Linked DNA regions of Homo sapiens: region 1 is linked to region 2. Evidence: read pairs that join two places in POLR2A ChIA-PET (ENCODE). Cell type or tissue: Panc1. All regions are shown on one strand. Links, peaks and the distances in the headings refer to the core of each region. The heading gives the core; the rest is flanking DNA. Region 1 has its middle 13 kb from the start of LILRB4. Region 2 has its middle 26 kb from the start of CACNG6.

Evidence for each region. ChIA-PET counts read pairs that join two places held together with the same protein. Peaks named below come from ENCODE experiments on the same cell type or tissue, not always from the same donor. Only the 100,000 strongest peaks of a DNase experiment are listed, where the experiment ranks them.
Region 1: POLR2A ChIA-PET joins it to region 2 with 5 read pairs; 1 of 35 experiments calls an interaction of 5 or more read pairs at or near these places.

Annotation. Positions count from the first base shown.
Region 1 is chr19:54,673,356-54,678,728 of GRCh38, forward strand. No RefSeq gene overlaps it. Among named protein-coding and RNA genes, the nearest start is that of LILRB4, 13 kb to the left of the region's middle. In Panc1, for the core only: CTCF peaks have their summits at 866 (motif pointing right), 1,069, 3,086 (motif pointing left) and 3,409; DNase peaks (open chromatin) are centred at 876 and 3,066.
Region 2 is chr19:54,014,675-54,020,047 of GRCh38, forward strand. No RefSeq gene overlaps it. Among named protein-coding and RNA genes, the nearest start is that of CACNG6, 26 kb to the left of the region's middle. In Panc1, for the core only: no CTCF peak of the experiment used is centred there; no DNase peak of the experiment used is centred there; H3K27ac peaks cover 4,885 bases.

The DNA of each region.
Region 1 (5,373 bases), core at 157-5,156, 660 kb after region 2:
GATGCATCCTCTAGTTGCTATTAGTGTAGCAGGCCAGAATGTCCAGTCAGCAAAATGAAGCAACCTCCACTCTGTCCAGCCTGTGGCAAAAACCACTGAAAACAGAACTGCCCCCAGACATGGAGGTCACTGAGTTCAAAACCAGTCTCACAGATGGTCCAGCAAAACTGATGGATCCTGGTGCTTGAACCTAGGCTCCAGTAGCTCAAACTGCCATTATAGCACAAGAGCCCTGGATAATTCTGGAAATTAAAGGAAGGAAAGTAGACCTCCTTCTAAACACTAAAGCTAGTCTCTCTCTCTTTTCTATTCTCTAATCCAGGCCTCCCTTCTTCCTTCATCACAACCGTAAGGGGCATCTTAGGAAAAAGTCTAATCCAATATTTTCTCAATCTTAGTTAAAACATGCTTTCGGTCAGGCACGGTGGCTCACGCCTGTAGTCCCAGCACTTTGGGAGACTGACGTGGGTGGATCACCTGAGGTTGGGAGTTCAAGACCAGTCTGGCCAACATGGAGAAACCTCATCTCTACTAAAAATACAAAAAATTAGCCAGGTGTGGTGGCACATGCCTGTAATCCAAGCTACTTGGGAGGCTGAGGCAGGAGAATTGCATGAACCCAAGAGGCAGAGGTTGCAGTGAGCCGAGATCGCTCTATTGCACTCCAGCCTGGGCAACAAGAGTGAAACTCCATCTAAAACAAACAAACAAACAAACAAAAAATCAAAAAAACATGCTTTCAAGCCATTGAAGCCATTGTCATGATAGCTCTACTAGTCAGAAAAGCCTGCAAGTTAACCCTAGAAAATAAAAATAATTTAACTGTTTACAGCCCACATAATGTAGCAGAATCACTGTCCTCTAGGGGGAGCTCTTAGCTGGTAAACAGCCCGTAAAGCAAAAAGTAAATAAGGCAGAATAAGCAGTAGTCACTCTCTCCAGGCACAAACACTCAATTAGCTGAGTTAATAGCTCTTTAAAAAGCACTTAAATTAAGCAAGGAAAAGGCAGCTAACATTTACACTAACTCCAAGTATGCTTTCTTGGTTCTCCATGCTCATGCTGCCATTTAAAACAAAAAAACATGTTCTTACTGCTAATAAATCTCCTATAAAAAATCACCAAAAAATTAGCAAGTTATTCTTATTTTTTCTTCCACAAAAAGTAGCAGGGATGCATTGTAAGAAACATCAAAGAATAAACAATAAGGTAGCCAAAGGAAATAAGTTAGCCAATCGGGCAGCTAAGTCAAAGGCATAAAAGCTTCAAGGCCTTAATGCACTTCAAGCCCCTTCTAATCTAAAAAGGCTCCATAAGAGAAATCACACCTCAGTATTCCCCTGAAAAAATAGAATAAGCCACTTCTCAAGGGCATACTTTTCAGCCCTCAGGATGGCTACAGTCAGGATGGCAAATTTATTGGTCAGCCTCCAGCCAACAGAAAGTTCTTGAAGTCCTAAGCTTTTCACTCAGGAAAAAATAAAACTTATCAATGGGCTCAAACATTGTTTTCAGACGGGAAACCTCTAGAATGGTTAACCACGTAACCTCTCTAGCTCACTTCCAACAAAAATTGACACAATAGCAGAAGCCCAGCCCTAGGAAATAAAACCACCTTTATTTAACTCAGGAAATTTAGTATTAGTAAGAACTCTCATCTCTGTCTCCTTCCCTAAGCCAAGCTAAAAAGGGCCCTACACTGTTCGTCTTTCAACCTCCTCGGCAGTAAAAGTTACAGGAATCAACTTCTACATGCATCACACTCAAGTCAAAGCCAAAAAGCTAAAAAACCAACCCCTAACAGTAAAAAAAAAAAAAGCTAAATATTAATGTAAAAAAATAGAAGATCTTAAGCTAAAAATCATAGAAGATAAGTAACTAAGTAAGGGCTACACATCTTACTCAGTCCCACTCCTACCCACCAAATATGTTTTATTATTTCTAACCTTTTCTCACAAAGTTCACGGCCAAATATTAAAACTTCTTTTTAACACTTATTTGCAGCAAAATTTAAATATTCATAAAATCACATTTGTAACTTTCTGAATCCCCAAAGGAAAATGTTATATCTTGGCAAGTTTTTTTTTTTTTTTTTTTGAGACAGAGTCTCGCTCTGTTGCCCAGCCTGGAGTGCAGTGGTGCAATCTCAGCTCACTGCAAGCTCCGCCTCCCGAGTTCACACCATTCTCCTGCCTCAGCCTCCCGAGTAGCTGGGACTACAGGCGCCCGCCACCACGCCTGGCTCATTTTGTGTATTTTTAGAGAGACGGGGTTTCACCATGTTAGCCAGGATGGTCTCGATCTCCTGACCTCGTGATCCACCCGCCTGGGCCTCCCAAAGTGCTGGGATTACAGGTGTGAGCCACCACACCCGGCCAGCAAGTAAAGTTTTAAACAAAAATTACTGGCCAGAAAAAAAAAAAAAGCCATTCTTGTGAAAATTGTTGTAGTCACACTGCTATTTGCAATGAAACTATACTCTGTGGCACCCACAATGTAGAATTCTGGTTGTAAAATTGTAATTGTGGTAATATTTTGCCTGATTATCATCCTTATAACAAAATTAATAATTGCAGAAAAAATTTAATCAAGGTTGTTTTGCTTATAGCAGAAGTAATAGTAACGAATAAAAAGCAAGCATTAAAGTTTTACTAGCATTAAGTGTAATAAAACTTTTTACCAAAGGTTGGTGATATAATGCACTGTAAGCTATAAAAAGGTTATAAAAACATTTACATAAAAAAGGATTTTGTATGGTGAATACTTGTCCTAAAAGAAAATAACTGGTTGTTTAAAGGAAGAATGTTTAGGACAAGTCTAAAAGTTTAAGTGTGTTGTAAGAGAGTCTGTGAAAGTCATAAAAAATTTAATAATTAAAAAAAGTCAAAATTAACGCTAAAGTTATTTTAGCCACCCAATAATGTATTTCTCCCAATCATACTGCAAGTAGTAAAAATGGCCTAAGCCTAAAGTTATTCTCTACTGGCACGTTAAGGAGGAAACATATGCTTTTCTCTAGGAAAAAGTTACTTTTACAGTAACGTTCCTGGTAATGTACACCGACATCTAGTGGAGGAAAACCTGTATTGCAATCCATTGATACAACAACAGGTGTCAAACTCCACTGTCACTTAGGGTCTGTAGGACTGCCACTAACGATGGTATTTTTTTTTTTTTTGAAACAGAGTCTTGCTCTGTTGCCCAGGCTGGAATGCAGTGGCACAACCTCAGCTCACTGCAACCTCCGCCTCCCGGGTTCAAGTGATTCTCCTGCCTCAACCTCCCAAGTTGCTGGGATTACAGGAACTCACCATCATGCCCGGCTAATTTTTGTATTTTTAGTAGAGATGAGGTTTCACCATGCTGGCCAGGCTGGTCTTGAATTCCTGTCCTCAGGTGATCTGCCCGCGTTGGCCTCCCAAAGTGCTGGGATTACAGACATGAACCACCACACCCAGCCCCAATGGTGGTAATCTTAATACTCATATTCTAACCCTATATTTTAAACCTTCTTGTAAAATTTCTCTCTTTTTGCCTAAAAGTAATTAAACTCCAAATGGTGCTGCAAGCAAAGCCACACATGGACACGCCATTCTTTTGAGAAACCTTAAATCAACCTCAGAAAAAGGCCCAACTGCTGTTCCCCCACACAACACCCCTTTTCAGCAGGAAGTAGCCAGAAAGAAACATGATCCAACACGCACTAACAGCAGTTAGCTTTGCCTCTCTTTAAGGGGAGGAATAATACAGGAGTTATTAAGGAATTATTTTAGGCACATAGTAAGGGTAAAGGTTCTTGGTGGAAATTTTCCTGTAATAAGAAACAACCCCTGAACCATCTCTTTTCTAACAGAGAAGCTGTCTTAAAGAGCCTGGCCGGCAAGCTTTAAAATTCAAATGCTGGCCATTAAAACATGGGTTCATGCAATATGGTGATTTCTGCCATCTTCTTATCACCACCTGTGCCAAGCGTGATGGCCACCTCCAAATAACACAAAGCATCATGGTGGCCCACATTTGCATATTAAAAGGCTAAGGTGGGAGGAACAAGTTTTTCGAGGGCTATGTAAATGACACACCTGGCCTAACCAATCCCCTGGGCCCTATGCAAACCAGACACTTGCCTCCTCCAGCCTCCCAATATAAGCAACCACTTTTCCACCACACACGGGGTTCTTCTTTGTTCCAAGCTCCCCTCCCTTGGCTCTGTACAGAGGAGCTCTTTTCTTCTTTCTTTCTTCTTTCTTGCCTATTAAACTTTTTGCTCCTTAAAACCACTCCACGTGTGTCCTTATTGTTTTATCTAAACTGGCATGAGACCAAAAACCCTAGTCACCAAAGCCATATCACTGGAGCTCATGGTCTCAGGTAAGAAACCTCCAACCCGTGTCCATTGAAGCTGGCATTAGTCGTGTGAATGTAGAACTTCATGTTAGTAACACAGCTTTTAAAATGTTTCCCTAAATTGAGGCGGAGCTTGCAGTGAGCCAAGATTGTGCCATTGCACTCCAGCCTGGGCGACAAAGAGAGACTCCGTCTCAAAAAAAAAAAAAAAAAGTTTCCCTAAATTGTATATTTTTACTGTATACAACATGTGGTATTGCAACATTCCTATTTGTGGGTTGGCTAAATCGATCTAATAAACATACACATCAGTTCACATACTTACTACTGTTTGTGGTGAGAACTCTTAAATCTACTCTCACAGTGATTTTCAAGAATAGAATATATCGTTATTAACTATAGTCACCATGTTGTAGCATAGATCTGGAAGTTATTCTGTCAAACTGGAATTTTGGACCCCTCTATCAACATCCTCCCAAGATATAGGAATAAATGTGAGCACATCAAAAGACACCCAAACCATTACTTATTATAAAAATTCATAGGAATCCACAGTGAGACACTACTTCAAACACTGGATTGGCCATATTCTGAAAAATAACAAATGTCAGGAAGGGTGTGCGGAAAGAGAACCTTCACGCACTGCTGGCATGATTGTGAAATTTTTCGGTGACTGTGAAAAGTGGTTTGGAGGCCGGGCGTGGTGGTTCACGTTTGTAATCCCAGCACTTTGGGAGGCCGAGGCAGGAGGATCACCTCAGGTCAGGAGTTTGAGACCGGCCTGGCCAAAATGGCAAAACCCCTTCTCTACTGAAAGTGCAAAAATTATCTGGGCACGGTGCAGGTGCCTGTAATCCCAGCTACTCAGGAGGCTGAGGCAGAATAGCTTGAACCCAGGAGCAGAGGTTGCAGTGAGCCGAGATCGTGCCGCTGCACTCCAGCCTGGGTGACAGAGCCAGACTCCATCAAAAAGAAAGAAAGAAAGAGAGAGAGAGAGAGAGAGAGAGAGGGAGGGAGGGAGGGAGGGAC
Region 2 (5,373 bases), core at 87-5,086:
GGTGTCACCACGTTGGCCTGGCTGGTCTTGAACGCCTGACCTCAAGTGATCGTCCCACCTCCGCCTCCCAAAGTGCTGGGGTTACAGGCGTGAGCCACCGCGCCCAGCTGACCATGCGATTTTTGTTTCTAATTCTGCATTCTTCCATTCAACAAGCAGAAGTGCCCCGCAGTGCCTGGGCACCTGGGAGCCAGGCTGGTGTGAAAGCCCAGCTCCCCGACCTATGGCTGGGGCAACAGCTTCACCTCTCTCTGTCTTCGTTCCTTCATCCCTAAAGACGGTGCGTGAGCTCAATCCTGTACCTACTCCCAGGAGTCACCGTCGGGAGTAAACGCCATCATGAGCCCTGCAAAGCTCCCAGGAGACCGCCTGGCACGTGGTCGCAACTCGATCTGCCTTTGCTGTTAGTTTTTCTCAAGTGGCACTTACAGAGTAAACAGGGACCCCCGACGACGAGCTGACAGCCTGCTGATGGAAACAGATACTAATCACATCACTGAAGTAATGAGCGTGCAATTATAAACCAAGTTAAGTGCTAGGAGACAAGAGAGTCCACAATTTTTTTTTTGTTGTTTGACTTTGTGCCCAGCCAGGTCAGGGAAGCCTCAAGAGACATCTGCCATGGGGGTGGCGGAGATAGTTGGTCTTGGGGGAATGGCCCTTCCTTCCTTCCTTCCTTCCTTCCTTCCTTCCTTCCTTCCTTCCTTCCTTCCTTCCTTCCTTCTTTTCTTTCTTCCTCTTTCTTTCTTTCTTCTCTCTCTCTCTCTCTTTCTTTCTTTCCTTCTTTCTTTTTCTTTTTTTTTTTTTGAGCCGAAGTCTCGCTCTGTCACCCAGGCTGGAGCTCGGTGGTGCAATCTCGGCTCACTGCAAGCTCCACCTCCCAGGTTCACGCCATTCTCCTGCCTCAGCCTCCCGAGTAGCTGGGACTACAGGCGCCCGCCACCAAGCCTGGCTAATTTTTTTGTATTTTTTTTTAGTACAGACGGGGTTTCACCTTGTTAGCCAGGATGGTCTCGATCTCCTGACCTCATGATCCACCCGCCTCAGTCTCCCAAACTGCTGGAATTACAGGCGCGAGCCACTGCGTCTGGCCTCTCTCTCTTCCTCCCTCCCTCCCTTCCTTTCTTCCTTTTTCTTTCTTTCTTTCTTTTTTCTTCTTTCTTTCTTTCTTTGTTTCTTTCTCTTTCTCTTTCTCTCTTTCTCTCTCTCTTTCTTTCTTTCTCTCTTTCTTTCTTTCTTTTCAAGATGGAGTCTCACTCTGTCCCCCAGGCTGGAGTGCAATGGCACAATCATGGCTCACTGCAGCCTCGACTTTCCAGGTTCAAGCGATTCTCGTGCTTCAGTCCCCCAAATCCCTGGGACTACAGGCACACACAGCCACAGCCAGCTAAGTTTTTGTATTTTTTGTAGAGATGGGGATCTCCCACTGTTGCCTACATTGGTCTTGCACTTCTGGTCTCAAGTGACCCACTCGCCCTGGCCTCCCAAAATGCTGGGATTACAGGCATGAGCTACCGTGCCTGGCCACTCTTCATTAAAAAAAAGATAAATAAATAGAGATGGGGTCTCACTGTGTTGCCCAGGCTGGTCTCAAACACCAAGGCTCGTATGATTCTCCTGCCTCGGCCTCCCAGGTACATGAACCACCGCACCTGGTGGGAATGGCTCTTTGTCCAGTGGGGTCATCATTCTGAAAACTCTTTCTTACCCGGGGTCAGGGCAGGGAAGGTTCAAAGCCAGAGACTCAAGAGAAAAGGGAGATGGCAATTTTCCCCCAAACCCTCCCTGACCACACTCCGAGTGGTTCCCCCACGGCCAGTTCAGGCTTCAGCTCTGGGTGGGGAGAGACTGGAGGGAGGGGAAGGCAGAGATATAACATAGATTGATCAGAAGTGGGAGAAGGAATTACAGACCTCACAAAGACAAATGACTGGAATCACATCATCCTATGAAACAATGTATTGTTGGGGCTCAGAAAACAATACCCCCGAAGTAAGGATGACGTTTGTCAGGTGGAGCATTTGAACTAAAGGAGATTAGAAGGTCTCAGAGGCGGCCGGGCCATCATCTCTACAAAAAATACAAAATAACTAGCTGGGTATGGTGGTAAGTGTCTGTAGTCCCAGTTACTGAGGAGGCTGAGGCAGGAGAATCACTTGAACCCAGGAGATGGAGTTTCAGTGAGCCGAGATCATGCCACTGCACTCCAGCCTGGGTGACAGAGTGAGACCCTGTCTCAAAATAAAATAAAATAAATAAAATAAAATAAAATAAATTAGCTGCTGCTGCTGCTGATGCACAGTGCTATGTATGAGTGTTCCAACAGTAGCTATTTTAATTAAATTAATTTTTTTGAGACAGGGTCTCTCTCTTTCACCCAGGCTGGAGTGCCGTGGCGTGATCACAGCTCACTGCAGCCTTGACCTCCCAGGCTCAAGTGATCCTCCCACCTCAGCCTGCTGAATAGCCGGAACTGCAGGTGCATGCCACCACACCAGGCCAATTTAAATTTTTTTTTTAAAGAGATGAGATTTCACCATGTTGCCCAAGCTGGTCTTGAACTCCTGAGCTCAAGCGATCTGCCCACCTCAACCTCCCGAAGTGCTGCAATTACAGACATGAGCCATCGCGTCCAGCCTATTTTAATTTTATAACCTCTCATGAAATCTCTCCTTCCTCAATTTCTCTTCTGAGGGTTCTGACTTTAGCCGGAATTGGAAAGAGGCCCAATGCTTCATGAAGGATGACAGCTGGAGAAGTACTAGAAGGTTGCCTGGCAACAGTGGTGTTAGGGCAGAAAGGAGCAAGTCCCTGGGTGGTTTCCTAGCAGAAGGAATGTGGGCAGGGCTGAGCCTAGGAAGCAAGATAGGAGATGACAAGGGTGCCCAGATCATCAACTTCTGAAGAATTTCTCATCCCTGCACCCCAGAGCCTCTGGACACAGCCCATCTCTCATCTCTCTCTCTCTCTCTCTCTCTGTCTCTCTCTTTTTCTCCCCTCCCTTCTCATCTTTTCCTCGTCTTTTTTCCCTTTCCCTCTCATCCCTCCCTCCTCCTCCTTTTACTTCTTTCTTCCTTTTCTTCTTCCTCTTCCTCCTTCTCCTATTACTATTACTACTGATAATAACAATAGCTAACATTTGTTAAATGCCTCATCTGAGAGATTTTCTTTCGGGGTGATTAAAAGTTTCTGATGCTAGGCCAGGTGCTGGGGCTCACACCTTTAATCCCAGCACTTTGGGAGGCCAAGTTAGGCAGATCGCTTGAGCTCAGGAGTTCAAGAACAGCCTGGGCAACATGGTGAAAGCCAGTTCCCTATAAAAAAAAAATACAAAAATTAGCCAGGCATGGCGGTGCATGCCTGCGGTCCCAGCTACTCGGGAGGCTGAGGTGGGAAGATCACTTGAGCCCAGAAGGTCAAGGCTGCAGTGAGCTGTGATTGCACCCTTGCAATCCAGCCTGGAAGACAGAGTGAGACCCTGTCTTGAAAAAAAAGAAAAAAAAAAAAGGCCAGGCGCGGTGGTTCACGCCTGTAATCCCAGCACTTTGGGAGGCTGAGGTGGGCAGATCATGAGGTCAGGAGATCGAGACCATCCTGGCTAACATGGTGAAACCCCGTCTCTACTTAAAAAAAGTACAAAAAATTAGCTGGGCGTGGTGATGGGCACCTGTAGTCCCAGCTGCTCGGGAGGCTGAGGCAGGAGAATGGCACGAACCCAGGAGGTGGAGGTTGCAGTGAGCCAAGATCACACCACTTCACTCCAGTCTGGGCAACAGTGCAAGACTCCGTCTCAAAAAAAAAAAAAATTTTTTTTCCTGACACTAGATAGTGGCAATGCTTGCACAACATTTTGGAGGTACTTATGTACTTAGTATCAGTAAGTATAGTACATTTTTTAAATAGTTAGAATGGTAAAATCTTGCTTTAAGTAACGGTAAGATTTTACCACAAAAATAAAGTCCAGGCATGGGTAAAGAATAGTTTACGACCACTATGAAATAAAGAGAAGTGAGCATGAGGAGGTTCTGAAATGGGTATCACTCCCTGATAAGAAGCTAGAAGGAGGCCAGGCGCGGTGGCTCACGCCTGTAGCCCCAGCACTTTGGGAGGCTGAGGTGGGCAGATCACGAGGTCAGGAGTTCAAGACCAGCCTGGCCAATATGGTGAAACCCCATCTCTGCTAAAAATACAAAAATTAGCTGGGCATGGTGGTAGGTGCCTGTAATTTCAGCTACTCGGAAGGCTGAGGCAGGAGAATCGCTTGAACCTTGGAGGCGGAGGTTGCCTCCAAGATCACGCCACTGCACTCCAGCCTGGGCAACAGAGCGAGACTCCGTCTCCAAAAAAAAAAAAAAACAAGGAAGATAGAAGGGGAGAAGGGAGTTGTTGAGCTGTTGCCTCACCCTTGAGCATGGTCTGGACAGGACACAATGTGTGGAGCTGCCCCGGGTCATGGGTGACCAGGAGGCAACAGGCCAAACATTGAAGACATGAGTGGTAAAACAGAAAGGGCTTGGTTCTTAGCAACATGCATGAGTTTTTGCACAAAATCTTCCTGTTAGGCAAGGTAACTAAATATCTTTTTTGTTTAGGTAATCAGTTCTTCAAAACTGAGCCCATGTTGATAAGTTACTCCACCAAAGGGTGGAGTACAGTAAAGAAATGAGGCTTGTGGTTACAGATGAAGCAATGTCTTTGAGAAAAGCCCTTCTTTGCCACAATCACTTTTTTTTTTTCTTTTGAGACAGGGTCTCTCTCTGTCGCCCAGGTTGGAGTGCAGTGGCGTGATCTTGGCTCACTGCAACCCCTTTCCCCCTGGTTCAAGCGATTCTCCTGCCTCAGCCTCCTGAGTAGCTGTGATTACAGGCACCCACCACCACGCCCAGCTAATTTTTGTATTTTTAGTAAAGACGGGGTTTTGCCATGTTGGCCAGGCTGGTCTTGAACTCCTGACCTCAGGTGACCCGCCCGCCTCGGCCTCCCAAAGTGCTGGATTAGGCCTATAAAAGCCATTTTAACTGCGGTGAGAGGATATATGTGTCATGTAGTTTAGCCAGGCATCGTGGTGCACACCTGTAGTCCCAGCTACTCAGGAGGCTGAGGTGGGGGGATGACTTGAGCCTGGAGGCTGCAGTGAGCCATGATCGTGTCCCTGCATTCCAGCCTGGGCAACAGACCCTGCCTCAAAAAAAATACATAAAATAAAAATTAAACTGAAATAGGGTTGCCAGATTCAATGTAGGATGCCCAGTTGATTTCAAAACTCAGATAAACAACAAATAAAATGTTTAAGTCTAAGTACAGCCCCCAAACTGCATGAGATATACTTACATTCAAAATTTTTTTGTTTATCTAAAACTTTAAATTTAACTG